Linked DNA regions of Mus musculus: region 1 is linked to region 2. Evidence: chromatin loops called from intact Hi-C (ENCODE). Cell type or tissue: heart. All regions are shown on one strand. Each heading gives the region's core, and the rest is flanking DNA. Links, peaks and the distances in the headings are about the cores only.

Region 1 (5,961 bases), core at 268-5,267, 51 kb before region 2:
TGTTTCTCCTAAGAGGATCATGGACTCTGTACCACACTTTCACTGACAGCCCTCATGCCGGTACACAGCCCACATGTCCTCTCAGAATAAACTTGTCACCATTGGCACAGGGTGGTCTCCCGAGGCTCTCAGAATGTACTGTAGAGCAAAGGCAAGTAGCCAGCGTGGAGAAGAGAGGAAGATATGGGATGGGAGGGAACAGACCCTTCCTTCTCCAGAAGCTATGGGAATGAATGGCCAGGCACACTGAAGAGCCTCGTAGAATGCAGGATGTAAAGGTTTATGATGGGGCTGTTGATCGAAAAAGAGGCCAAGCAGAGAAAAGAGCTGCCACCCCCATTGCTTCCTTGTAGGGAGGTCTCTGCTGACCCTGGGAACACTGGTTTACAAGTGTCCTTTTGGGGGCCCTGGGATCCAGAACTACATGGTCCTCTGCTGAAGATCAGCCACTGCTTGCGGGAGACTCTTCTAACCAATGGTAAATTAGAATGACTCAGCTTGAAGCCATCAGAGGTGGCTGTGGAGATGGGGCTCAGCCCTGCCCACTGGTGTCTGCTCCAGGTCTGAACCAAGTGGAGGGGACAGCAATGTCACCCCACCCCAGAGCAGCTCCTGGAGGGGCTGGGAACCACAACAGCTGCAGCCACCCCAGCAGCAGCTCACGTCCCGGTGTGTACCCTAGGAGAACCTGGCTTGTTGCCAAAGCCACGCAATGGGCCCCAGGAACAGGAGCCCGAGGAACACAGGAGCCGCTGCAAGGGCAGACTGGCTGCAGCGGCAGCAGCTGGGGCACAGGCACGTCTTCCCTGCATTCCACCTTTGCCTAGGCTCTGACTTGGCACAGTGATCTTAGTAACAGAGGCTCCTGGAAGACAGTCTCTTCCCCAAGGCACAGCTGGGCTCAGCGTGAGGCCGCCACTACTGCTCTGACTGTCTTCCAGGAGCCTCTGTTACTGAGAGCTGAGTTTTCCCCAGAGGCTCCCAAGAAATGATCCCTTGGGTCTTCCCCAATGCATACTCCAGGCAGTGTGTGCTAAGCCAGGGAACAATCCCCACCAAACTATCAGGCATTGGGAGCAAGGGGTTTCAGGAAGCACCTAGGGTATGCGGTGGCCTCAGCAGTCAAGGACAGATGGGGTGTGCAGGGGGAAGAGGGAACATCACCCCTCCCCCACCTTGCACAGCAGGTCATCTGGCTATACCCACTTATAGGAGAGGTTTGCAGGGGCAGAGAAACTCACCTGCCCTTCGTAGCCCGGATCCTCTGGGACAGTTATCACCAGAGCCTCCAGGAGTCCCCTCAACATGTTCTGACAGATACCCAGAGGTGGGCAATGTGGGCAGGCGATTCTCAGGTGTTTCAGTGAACTCAGGCGGTGGAAAGCTGCACCCTCAGGCTCTGCAGTCAGGGACGGGAGGAGTCACTGGGAAGAGCAAGGAAGAAGCTCAGGGAGGCATGCCTGTGCAAAGGCCCTGGGGTATATATGTCAGAGCGTGGGATACTCCCATTGCCTAGAGTAGACCATGGAGTGCGGGTGTGTGTGTGTGTGTGTGAGTGTGCACGCTCTCGGGGCTCAGCGTGGGTTGGAGAAGTGGGTGGGGGAGTTATGCAAAGGCTCAGAGCACCCAGAGACCGGATCGTAATCGGTGAAGCAATAAGTCCCAGCGCCTTGGTGAATTAACCCAAGTCCTGGAAAGAAATGGTGACCGTATGAGGCCCGTGTCCAGGACATGGACATTTCTTCTCTTTGAGGGTGACAGCCACCAGCTCTCTCTGGCTCCCATTGCAGGGACCTCAGGAACTCTTAGTTCCCACCCTCCTAGCTCTGACTGCCTGGACCTGCTGGGTTGTTCTGGGTCTGCCAGTCCAGAAAACCAAACTCCTGCCTTCCCTCCCAGTTCTGGAAAGTCCGACAACTACATCCCGGGTCCCACAGGCCCCCGTCCCCACCTGTCTTGTGAGCCATGTTAGCTTTCTGGTTTTTTTTTTTTTTTTTTGGCTAGAGGCTCCTGGGATGGTCTGTGCAGCCAGCCCTTCTCTCAGCTCACAGCGGGACTTGAGGTCTCAGCTCCACTCCGACTTGTCGGACACCTTTTCTCAATGATGTCTGACCTCCCTTAAACGGAGCTTGTCTGACACCCATACACTCAGTGCTTGTTCCTAGGTGGACTCCAGGCCATGCCACCCCAGGGGCCTTTATAGTTTGTGCCATATGCAGATATACCTACTCAGCGTTCCAAGTGATTCAAGGCTGGGGGTGGTGGCTTATGCCTAAAAGCTCAGTGATGAGAGGCTAGGTAGGAAGAACTCTGGGAGTCTGTGACTTGCAGGTTAGCCTGGGCTAGAATGAAACCCCGCCTCCATCTTTACCCGCCAAATCACAATTCATTAAAACCACATGGCCACACTCTTTGACAACTATGACAAACCCTAACAGGCACAACACACCCCACTTTTCAGTCACATAGGCTCTTTCTCCCTCAGCCTCTCTGGGCCTCAGTTTCTCCATCTGTAAAAACTGAAGGGCCGGCCATGAGTCCATCTCTGCTTCTGATTCAGGAAGCCTAAGGCTACGTCCGCACCTCACCTAGATCCCGGTCTTGTTCACAGGCTCTGATCTGAGTGAGTTCAGAGAAGCTTGTCACCTATCACGGCTCTGATTCTACCACTGTGAGGACAGCAGGGGGCAGCTGGAGCCTGCAGATGTGGAGCAGCGATGGGCCTCTAACATCTGCTCCTGGCCAAGTCTTTCCATTGCTTCCCACGAGAGGCCCCATCATGACGGGAGAGGCTTGGATCAGTGAGTTTGGGTTCAATGACTTAGAATCCGGGCTTGCTGGCACTCTGAAGCATCTATATTCCCTTGGGGCTTGTGCTGGAGGTCCCATCTCTGAGGAAGAGGAACAGTGGGGGTGGAGCAGGACCCATCTTCCTGCTAGCCCAGGATCTGAAGGCCAAGGCCCATGTTCCTGGGGTGGTGGGAGAGTCCACTGTGTCTCCTCTAATGATCCAAGGTCAAAGTCAGACATTTGCATGGGGAAAGGTTCCTGGGGCTTTTAGGACAAATGGGGAAAGCACAGTGAACTTGGATAAAGGAGGCAGACAGGCACGCGCGCGCACACACACGCGCGCGCGCGCACACACACACACACACACACACACACACACACACACACACGCACACGCACACGCACACACACACACACAGAGGAAAGCTGCATAGTGACCATACATGACCCACACACACAATGCAGGGCGTCTTTGACCCAACTACTGCTCCAGGCCCCTGTGGAGCGAGCAGACTTCTCTGAAGCTCTGTTAAAACACGTCGTTTTAGGGTACAAGTGAATAGCGGCATTATTCAAATTCAAGGGGGCCAGGTCTGCTGGTTCAGGCCTGCCGTGGCAGTTACTCAGAGCAGAGGCAGGTTATAAATTCAAAGCCTGCCTGGGCAACAGATTTCAAGCCCACTCTGGGCAATTTAGTGAGGCTCTGTCTCCAAAGAAAAAAGGAGAAAAAAAAAATCAAAGAGAAATGGAATCTTCCTGCCTACACCCTGGGATATGAGTTCCCTTCCGGCAAGTCCTAATTTTGGCATGAGATACTCCAGACATACAGGAAAACAACGCTCCCACACTCAAACTCCCTCTCCATAAAAGCAGCATGCTGTCCTTTCACAACAGAGTTTGTGGTCCAGAGGGCAGATCACATTGATCTTACAGCTCTGCAGATATCCCACACATACACCCACACACACACACACAAGCTGCCCCCGTGGAGAGCACAAAACAGCTGGTCATTTCTAGACTACACAAGGTGGTGACTGAGCATCTGGATCCTTGCTCTGGTTAGTGTTAGGATACTTTGTATCCTCTGTATTTATAGCTGAGCTGTCTTCCAACACATGGGAAGCCCAGGATCCTGGACAGATTTCACTGGTGATGGCACAAGACGGAACTGCCTTTGTGTCTCTTGCTTCTTCCAGAGGGTGAGCCCGTCCAGCCCGAGTCCCTGGACCCTGGACACTGCAGGCTGTGAACTTCTCAGATGACCGACTTTCCCCATCTGAGTAGCAGCCCTGCTTGTTGAGCTCACTGTACGGTGATCAGGGTTTATCTTCATACAGTAACGATAAGAAAGGAAGCCAAGGCCATGTGCAGCTTCTCTATATCAGACATCCTGAGGAAGGGTGTTGGACAGTCAAGGAGTACATTGGGAGAGAGGACTCGTGACCTGAGTCACGGGGAGTGTGTGCCTGAGGCAGCCTAACCAAGTCCATCTTCATTTCAAGCATTCGGTTTTGTGGAACCCCTTCTCCTGACAACTTAGATACCGCCTGGTTATGAACCAAATGGATGGTGGGAAGGGTCTCCATCCCGCTGCTCCCTTGGCTCTGCTGGCAGTAATCACGGGAACTGATGAGAGCTGCCTAACTCCACATTTGTTTGACTGTTGCTTCCCTGTCGGTTTGAGCCCGTCTCTAGCGACAGAAGCGGGTGTAGACACAGAGCAGGAGCCAGTTTAGTGATAGAGATCAGACTCAGTGCTTCCATGTCCCTATGGGGCCTTCAAGGACCAAGTGTTCTTGTCAAAGAGGGCTTGGAGGAAATGTCACAGCAGTAAAGCAGGGGTGGGGGTGGGGGGAGGTGGCCGGTGACCTCAAGGTTGCCCAGAAAAAGCTCAAGGCAGGGTCTCAGAGTTCAGTTGTATGAAACAGGCAAGGCCAAACCTTTTCAAGATGAAGAACCCTAAGGGACATGAGTCCTGGGCCAAGCTGTGTCTTTATCCTGAGGCCCCGCCCAGACTCTGGGATTCCGGGATCTTCTGTGAAATTGGTAGGCTTAACTGGTACCTCTGCAGAGGACAGGGTGGCTTCCTACAGGCCAGCTTCCATGTCAAAAGTGTAGGGGTGGGGTGGGAATCGGGGCCAGACCCTAGCCTTGGCTCACATGCTCCCTGTCAGAAGATGCAAGAGCCATCTAGGGACAATGTCTACAGAGACGCAATGGAGGCCCTGAAGATGGCAAGGAAGGAGGGGATTCTGGAAGCTTCCATCACTCTTTGACTCAGTTAGGATTTGATCTCTAAAGAAACAGGCCGAGACTAGATCTGAAGAGCCACTCACGGGGGCAGGCAGGCGCCAAGGTGTGTGCTTTATAAGACAAGACTTTTAACGAGGCAGCTGCGTTTCTACACGCAGAATTTACAGTTGGGTGATAGGAAAGAACTGGTCCCCAGAAATGAGTAGGGCAGTGTTTGGCACAGCTGCACATAAGTGCACATGGCTGCACCTAAGTGACAGGAGGTGACACTTTATTTTATTTTTGTTTGTTTGTTTGTTTGTTTTGGTTTTTTGAGATAGGGTTTCTCTGAGTAGCCTTGGCTGTCCTGGAACTCACTTTGTAGACCAGGCTGGCCTCGAACTCAGAAATCCACCTGCCTCTGCCTCCCGAGTGCTGGGATTAAAGGTGTGTGCCACCATGCCCGGCTAGAAGATGACACTTTAAAGCTTGAGGACACATAAGAGAGAAGACTGGGGTTTGAGGTACAGCGTGGGGGAGAAGGCTGAGAGCTGGGTTGTGGGGGTGCATCTTGCAGGATGTAGGTATTTAGGACTCTAGGTGTGGATGTGTGGGGTCCCCTCATTGAGTACTTCTTGTCTTGTGTAACATCCAACACAGGGAATGGGCCCGCCCACTGGGAGCTGTGTTTGTCCTGAGGCAGGTGGCATTACCACCCACCAGCTCATTTAGCTGCCACAGGGCTGGCACTTCCTCAGCTGGGATCCAGGGTCAGGCCTCAGAGTGCAGCAGAGATTCTGGTGGGAGAGCTGGGGGCGTTTCCTCCCCGCTACGGAGCTGCGGGAACTTTCAGCTCATGCTTTGATTAAGCTGTAGGAGGAACCAACAGTCCACCCTCCACCCTCGGGTGCTTGGGGAAGTGGGCCATGGTGTCTGGGG
Region 2 (5,961 bases), core at 495-5,494:
GGGTGGCCACACTTTCCTGCAGGTCAGCTCTCACCATTGTTAAGACAGATGGAAGCCTCCTCTGTCCCCATGTCACCACGTCTAAGGGCCACCTTGCTTCCTTTTATGCCTCAGAATTCTTTGTTGTGGTACTGAATAAATAAACCCATCTCCTTGGAATTTCCATGTTTCCATCAATGTCCCCTCTGGGTTGCTCTTAAAGAAAAGCAACACTGTTACTCTGCCTTTCCCTGGAGACAGGCTAACATACGGAGGTATACAAAGAGTGTCCGGCCACCTTCAGGGAGAACCGGGGGCCCTGCCACTGGCCTATGCGCCCGCCACCCAGGCTGCCCACCCCCCATCCCACCCCACCCCGCTGCCATCTGCTTTGTCCTTGGTCTCAGGCTCCTTTTCGGGTGTGCAGGTGGTGTGCAGGCTCACACGTAGCAGGTAGATATTTCTGTCTGCTTTAACAGACTTTATCACTCCTGGACATTGTGTTTGAGCAGAGCAAGAACCAAGATGGGTCCCAACTCTTCCACAGGCTCCTGGGATTTCCCAGGATTTGGATTTGGCCATCCCAAGGAGTCCAGGATCCTTGTCTCACATGGGGGGTTGGGGGGAGGTCAACTTCTGACCCTCCAGCTTCCAAGTCCTGAGACTGCAGCTGTCTCCCACACATGCAGTTTATGCCGGTGCAGGGGGTTGAACCCAAGGCCTTGTGCATGCACAGTGAGGTCTCCACCAACAAGAGCTACACCTGAGTCCTCTTTCTTGTTTGTTTCTAAAAAGTCTCATTCTGTAATCCCAGGCTAGCCTGGAACTCATTATGTAGCCCAGACTAGCCTTGAACTTTTGGCTACTCTCCTGCCTCGGCCCTCTCAAGGGCTGGAATTACAGACATAGGCCACCAATCTCTATGCTCTATGTCCAAATCCAGCTCGTGGCAAGGGTCTTACTTAGGACCTACTGGCCCTTACCTTCTCTTCCCAGAACCAGAACCCCACAGCCTCTGCCAAACTCTTTGAATTTTCCTGAGTGAGTCGTTGCTCTGGCAACTGGGGTGCCCAACTGTGCTGGTTTCACGATTCTTACCTTGTGTCTTACTTCCGGCAAGACATCCACCAGCTTCTGCAGGGCCTGGTGATGCGCCCCGAGCTGTGTACCACAGACACAGAGTGTTAGCCTGGGCAGCAGACAATGGAAACACACTGTGCTCGCAAGAGGGGCAGTGTGCGAAAGGCCATTGTTGATGACCGGACCCGCCATTCTCAGTGCGAGAGGCGTGGCCGCCCAGCAGACGCTACCTTCAGAAACACGCCGATGACCGCCAGCCCGTTCTCCCCCACGGAGGCTTTCTTGTAATTTTCATATTTCGTGGAATTCCAGTGAACCAGATGGAGCTGAAACAGGGTAGAAAGAGAATGTTAACACAGCGCAGTGCAGCAGAAACAGCAGCCACGCCACTCTCCGTCCGGCACACCCATGGGTCACGCCATTGTCACATGCGTACTCAAAGTGCTGGTGGCCGGAAGAGAGGGAGAAGACTCTTGCTTTACTTTCCCTTCCTGCCGCTGTGACACTACACCCAGACAAAGACAACCGGAAGGAGAAAGGGTTTATTTTAGCTCACGGTTCAAAGGTACCGTTTATTATGGCGGGCAACTCAAGGCAGCAGGAGCCTGAGGCCACTCGTCACATCACGTCCACAGTCAGAAGAGGCAAGCATTGTATGCAAGCTTCCTTTTACCCACTTTCTCCACGTACACAGTCCGGGCCTCCACCAGGGCGTGTTCCCGTCTGCATACACTCCGTAAGGGTTGCGGTGGCTTGAATGAGACTGTCCACCATGAACTTGTGTATTTGAACATTTGGTCTCCAGTAGGGGTGGGGGAGGCACTGTTTAAGGAAGTTTAAGAGGGTGGGCTTGTTGGAGGAAGTGTGCAGTTAAGAATACTGGCCTGGGGGCTGGAGAGATGGCTGAGTGGTTAAGAGCACTGACTGCTCTTCCAGAGGTCCTGAGTTCAATTCCCAGTAACCCCATGGTGGCTCCCAACCATCTGTGATGAGATCTGATGCCCTTTTATGTCACACAGGTGTACGTGCAGATAGAGCACTCAACCATAAAACAAATCTTTAATAACATCAACAACAACAATAATAAAACATTGGCCTGTGTTCAATCCCCAGCAAGTTCAAGAGCATTTCCAAAATGAGAAAAAAATGAAAAATGAAAAAAAAAGAGAGAGAAAAAAAGTGTTTTGAGTTGTCAAGACAGAAGTGAGTAGTTTGATCATCTGTACCGACATGTCACTTGGAACAAGGGTCACCAGATAAGACGCTGGACTGTCAGCACTGAGCAGTTTCTCAGAGAGGTAAGTCCCCGAACATCATACCTGGCGTCTGACCCTGGACTCTGCCCTGTCTTTATTTTGTAACCCTTCTATTTCTTGCATGTAAGGTTGTAGACCTTACATGCCTTGTGAGGCACTGGGGGAATTCACAACGGGAAGAAATAAAGCAGAGTCCTTCATAAGGCAGCAAGAAGGCCTCTGTGTCAGCCAGGGGGCACTCTATCTTCCCACCCAAGGATTTTGTATCTATTTGGAATAAAAATATTACGTCAGTGTTTTTCTTTTTCTTTACAGATTTATTTATTTACTATATTATGTAAATACACTGTAGCTGTCTTCAGACACCCTAGAAGAGGGAATCAGATCTCATTATGGATGGTTGTGAGCCACCATGTGGTTGCTGGGATTTGAACTCAGGACCTTCGAAAGGGCAGTCAGTGCTCTTAACCACTAAGCTACCTCTCCAGCCCCCAGTGTTCTTCTTGAAATGAAATAAATAGCAACAACTATTCAAGTTGGACTCATAGTATGTTAGTGTCTCTGTCTCTCTCTTAAGATTTATTTTATGAGCCTGGCGTGGTGGCGCACGCCTTTGATCCCAGCACTTGGGAGGCAGAGGCAGGCGGATTTCTGAGTTCGAGGCCAGTCTGGTCTACAAAGTGAGTTCCAGGTTAGCCAGGGCTACACAGAGAAACCCTGTCTCGAAAAAACAAACAAAAAGAAAAAAAGAAAAGGAAAAAAAGAAAAAAAAAGATTTATTTTATGTATATCTGAGTCCTCTATGTTAGAGCTGAGGATGGCTACATAGAAGGATGTGCGTGGGTTCCGTGCAAATATGACGGCTTTGTCAGAGGGAGTTCCGGGGCTCCTTGGATACAGCACAGGGCACAAGTTTCCCCTAAGCACAAAAGCTGGGGTAGAGGCATTCTCAATTGTGCCTAACCATGAATCTTCAGGGACCAGGGTCTGCTCACAAGAACTTTGATTGCCACTAGCTGAGGATAGACGCTGTGCGCCCTCTAGTGGCCACACGTATCACTTCCGAATGAACAACAACCACTGGACTCCCATCTGTGGCTTTAGCTAGACTCTGGTTCACGTCTCCAACCAGAGATCGATGAGAGCCAAAATATTGAGTGTACATCCAATTGTTGGGGGTGGAAGGCAGAGGGTGAGAAGAGGAGGGGGCAGAGATGGGAGTGACAAGGTAATTATGGCAATCCGGCAATTTGAGAGCTGAGGTAGTAACCTTATGGTTTATCACCACACGGACGCTCCATTTTTCTTTTTCCTTTTTTCTTTCTTCCTTTCATTTTTTTTCTGTTTTTTTGAGACAGGGTTTCTCTGTATAGCTCTGGCTATCCTGGAACTCACTTTGTAGACCAGGCTGGCCTCGAACTCAGAAATCTGCCTGCCTCTGCTTCCCTAGTGCTGGGATTAAAGGTGTGCACCACCACGCCCGGCTTCCATTTTCCATTCTGTTGGAAAATGTCGGTGATGTCGTGCCCAGAGGTCTCCAGACATCGCCTCAGCTTCTTTGATTTATTTTTGGTGGTCACCTGTGTTAGCATTTCTTCTAGGCTCCGCTCCACAGTTGCCTGGCAGCAGCCAGGTATGCCTGACTCACTATAAAAGAGGCTGTTTTGGGCTGGAGAGATGGCTCAGTGATTAAGAGCACTGACTGCTCTTCCAGAGATCCAGCAACCACACGGTGGCTCACAAACATCTGTAATGGAATCCGATGCTCTCTTCTGGTATGCATGAAGACAGCTACAATGTACTCACATACATAAACTAAATACATAACTCTTTTTAAAAAGGGGGGGCTATTTGTCCCTCCTCTCTCTCACTCTCTTACCCTCTTAATCTCTTACTCTCTTAGCCTCTCTGTCCCTTTTCTCCCCTATCCCCTCCCCCTCTCTCCTCTCTCTCTGCCGTTCTCTGTCTCTACCCCCTCAATTGCCCTCCCCATACCCTAAATAAACTCTATTCATACTATATCCGAGGTACTATTTTCATCGTGTGGCTGGTACCTCAAGGGGAAGGGGGTGTTTCAGCCTGGGCCCACAGAGGCACCCCCTTCCACTTCACCATATAAAGCAGCGATAATTAAGTGGGTTCAGCTGCTTTTGGGCACTTTGTAAGTGTGTGTGTGTGTGTGTGTGTGTGTGTGTGTGTGTGTGTAAGGCGACAGTGAGGTCTAGTCACCCTGTAGTCGGACTGAGATTGAAAGCACCCAATCGTGTGTTGTCTCACAGTGTTTACGAACCTCAGCTGGGTAGGTATGGCCGTCCACTGCGTGCTCTGAGCCCCATTCATCTGTTGCTCCCCAGTGGAAATGAAACTGCTTCAGCCTGTAGTGGTTTCCCAGAGGCCCACCGCTGATCCCTGCAAGCAAGAGAAGAGACACATGAACCTGGACTACTGAGTAGGCCCAGCACTGTCTCCGTGTGTGTGTGTGTGTGTCTGTGTGTGTGTGTGTGTGTGTGTGTGTGTGTCTGTGTGTGTCTGTGTGTATCTGTGTGTGATGGGGGCAACCTTCTACACACACACACACACACACACACACACCCCGATCGCTGTGCTGCAAAACCCAGGGAGGTCCATGAAAGGTGAGCCCGGCCAGGGTATGGCCACCTCAGTCCTAGAGCAGAGCCTACCACAGCAGGTTCACACTAAGGTCTAGGATAGCGGAAGGCCAACTCCGAGCACAGTCACTAGATGGCGGTAAGAACCTCGAGTCTCTACATGTGACTACACAGAGACACAGGATGATTTCTGAGATGTGTGCTAATCCTACAAGGAGTTCCAAAGAGTTTCTTTTCTTCTGAGAAAGCGTCTCATGTGGCTCAAGCTGGCAATGGATTCTGTTTGTAACCAAGGATGGCTTTGAATTTCTGATCCCCTTGACTGTGATGGTCTGTGTATGCTTGGCCCAGGAAGTGGCACTATTAGAAGGTGTGTCCTTGTTGGAGTGAGTGTGTCCTTGTTGGAGTGGGTGTGTCACTGTGGGTATGGACTTTAAAGCCCTCATCCTAACTGCCTGGAAGTCAGTCTTCCACGAGCAGCCTTCAGATGAAGATGTAGAACTCTCAGCTCTGCCTGCACCATGCCTGCCTTGATGAGTATGGACTGAACCTCTGAACCTGTAAGTCAGTCCCAATTAAAGATTGCCCTTAGAAGAGTTGTCTTGGTCATGGTGTCTGTTCACAGCAGTAAAGCCCTAACTAAGAGACTCCCCCACCTCCTGAGCTCTGGGATTACAGGTGTGTGCATCACACCTGGTCATCTGGGTACCCTGCACAGAAACAAATTCAATAGGTCCAGAGTAGTTCTGGGAGCCTGGTTGACGAGGCCCCACGTGGCTAATCACATTTCTACCAGTTGCTGACACATTTCCATCAAAGCCTGCTGGACACTTCAGCATTCATAGAAAGCAGCACCAGGTGCTCCCAGGATGGCCAGGCAAGCCTGAGCTCAGGGCAGAGCTGGGAAGCCTGGTCCATGGTTAGAGATGCCTCCATGCATATAGCATGCTGGGGAACTTAGCCTCGTGTATCAACTTGTTGCAGCTTTCTTTCTGTTTCTGTGACAAACACTTTGGCCAAAAGCAACTTAGAGGAGG

Evidence for each region. A loop is a pair of places that touch in the nucleus more often than their neighbours do. Peaks named below come from ENCODE experiments on the same cell type or tissue, not always from the same donor. Only the 100,000 strongest peaks of a DNase experiment are listed, where the experiment ranks them.
Region 1: a loop joins it to region 2, with 5 times the contacts of the local background. A loop is called at or near these places in 8 of 42 quality-filtered maps.

Annotation. Positions count from the first base shown.
Region 1 is chr8:121,871,515-121,877,475 of GRCm38, forward strand. It overlaps Gm26812 (a long non-coding RNA gene), which reads left to right. Exons shown (of 4, transcript XR_879277.2): 3 at 2,612-2,801. Among named protein-coding and RNA genes, the nearest start is that of Gm26812, 23 kb to the left of the region's middle. In heart, for the core only: a CTCF peak has its summit at 2,683 (motif pointing right); a DNase peak (open chromatin) is centred at 2,687; H3K4me3 peaks cover 402 bases; H3K27ac peaks cover 2,103 bases; H3K27me3 peaks cover 1,242 bases.
Region 2 is chr8:121,922,478-121,928,438 of GRCm38, forward strand. It overlaps Car5a (carbonic anhydrase 5a, mitochondrial), which reads right to left. Exons shown (of 7, transcript NM_007608.2): 3 at 4,606-4,724; 4 at 1,290-1,385; 5 at 1,078-1,140. Among named protein-coding and RNA genes, the nearest start is that of BC048644, 18 kb to the left of the region's middle. In heart, for the core only: CTCF peaks have their summits at 3,361 (motif pointing left) and 5,058 (motif pointing right); DNase peaks (open chromatin) are centred at 3,354 and 5,031.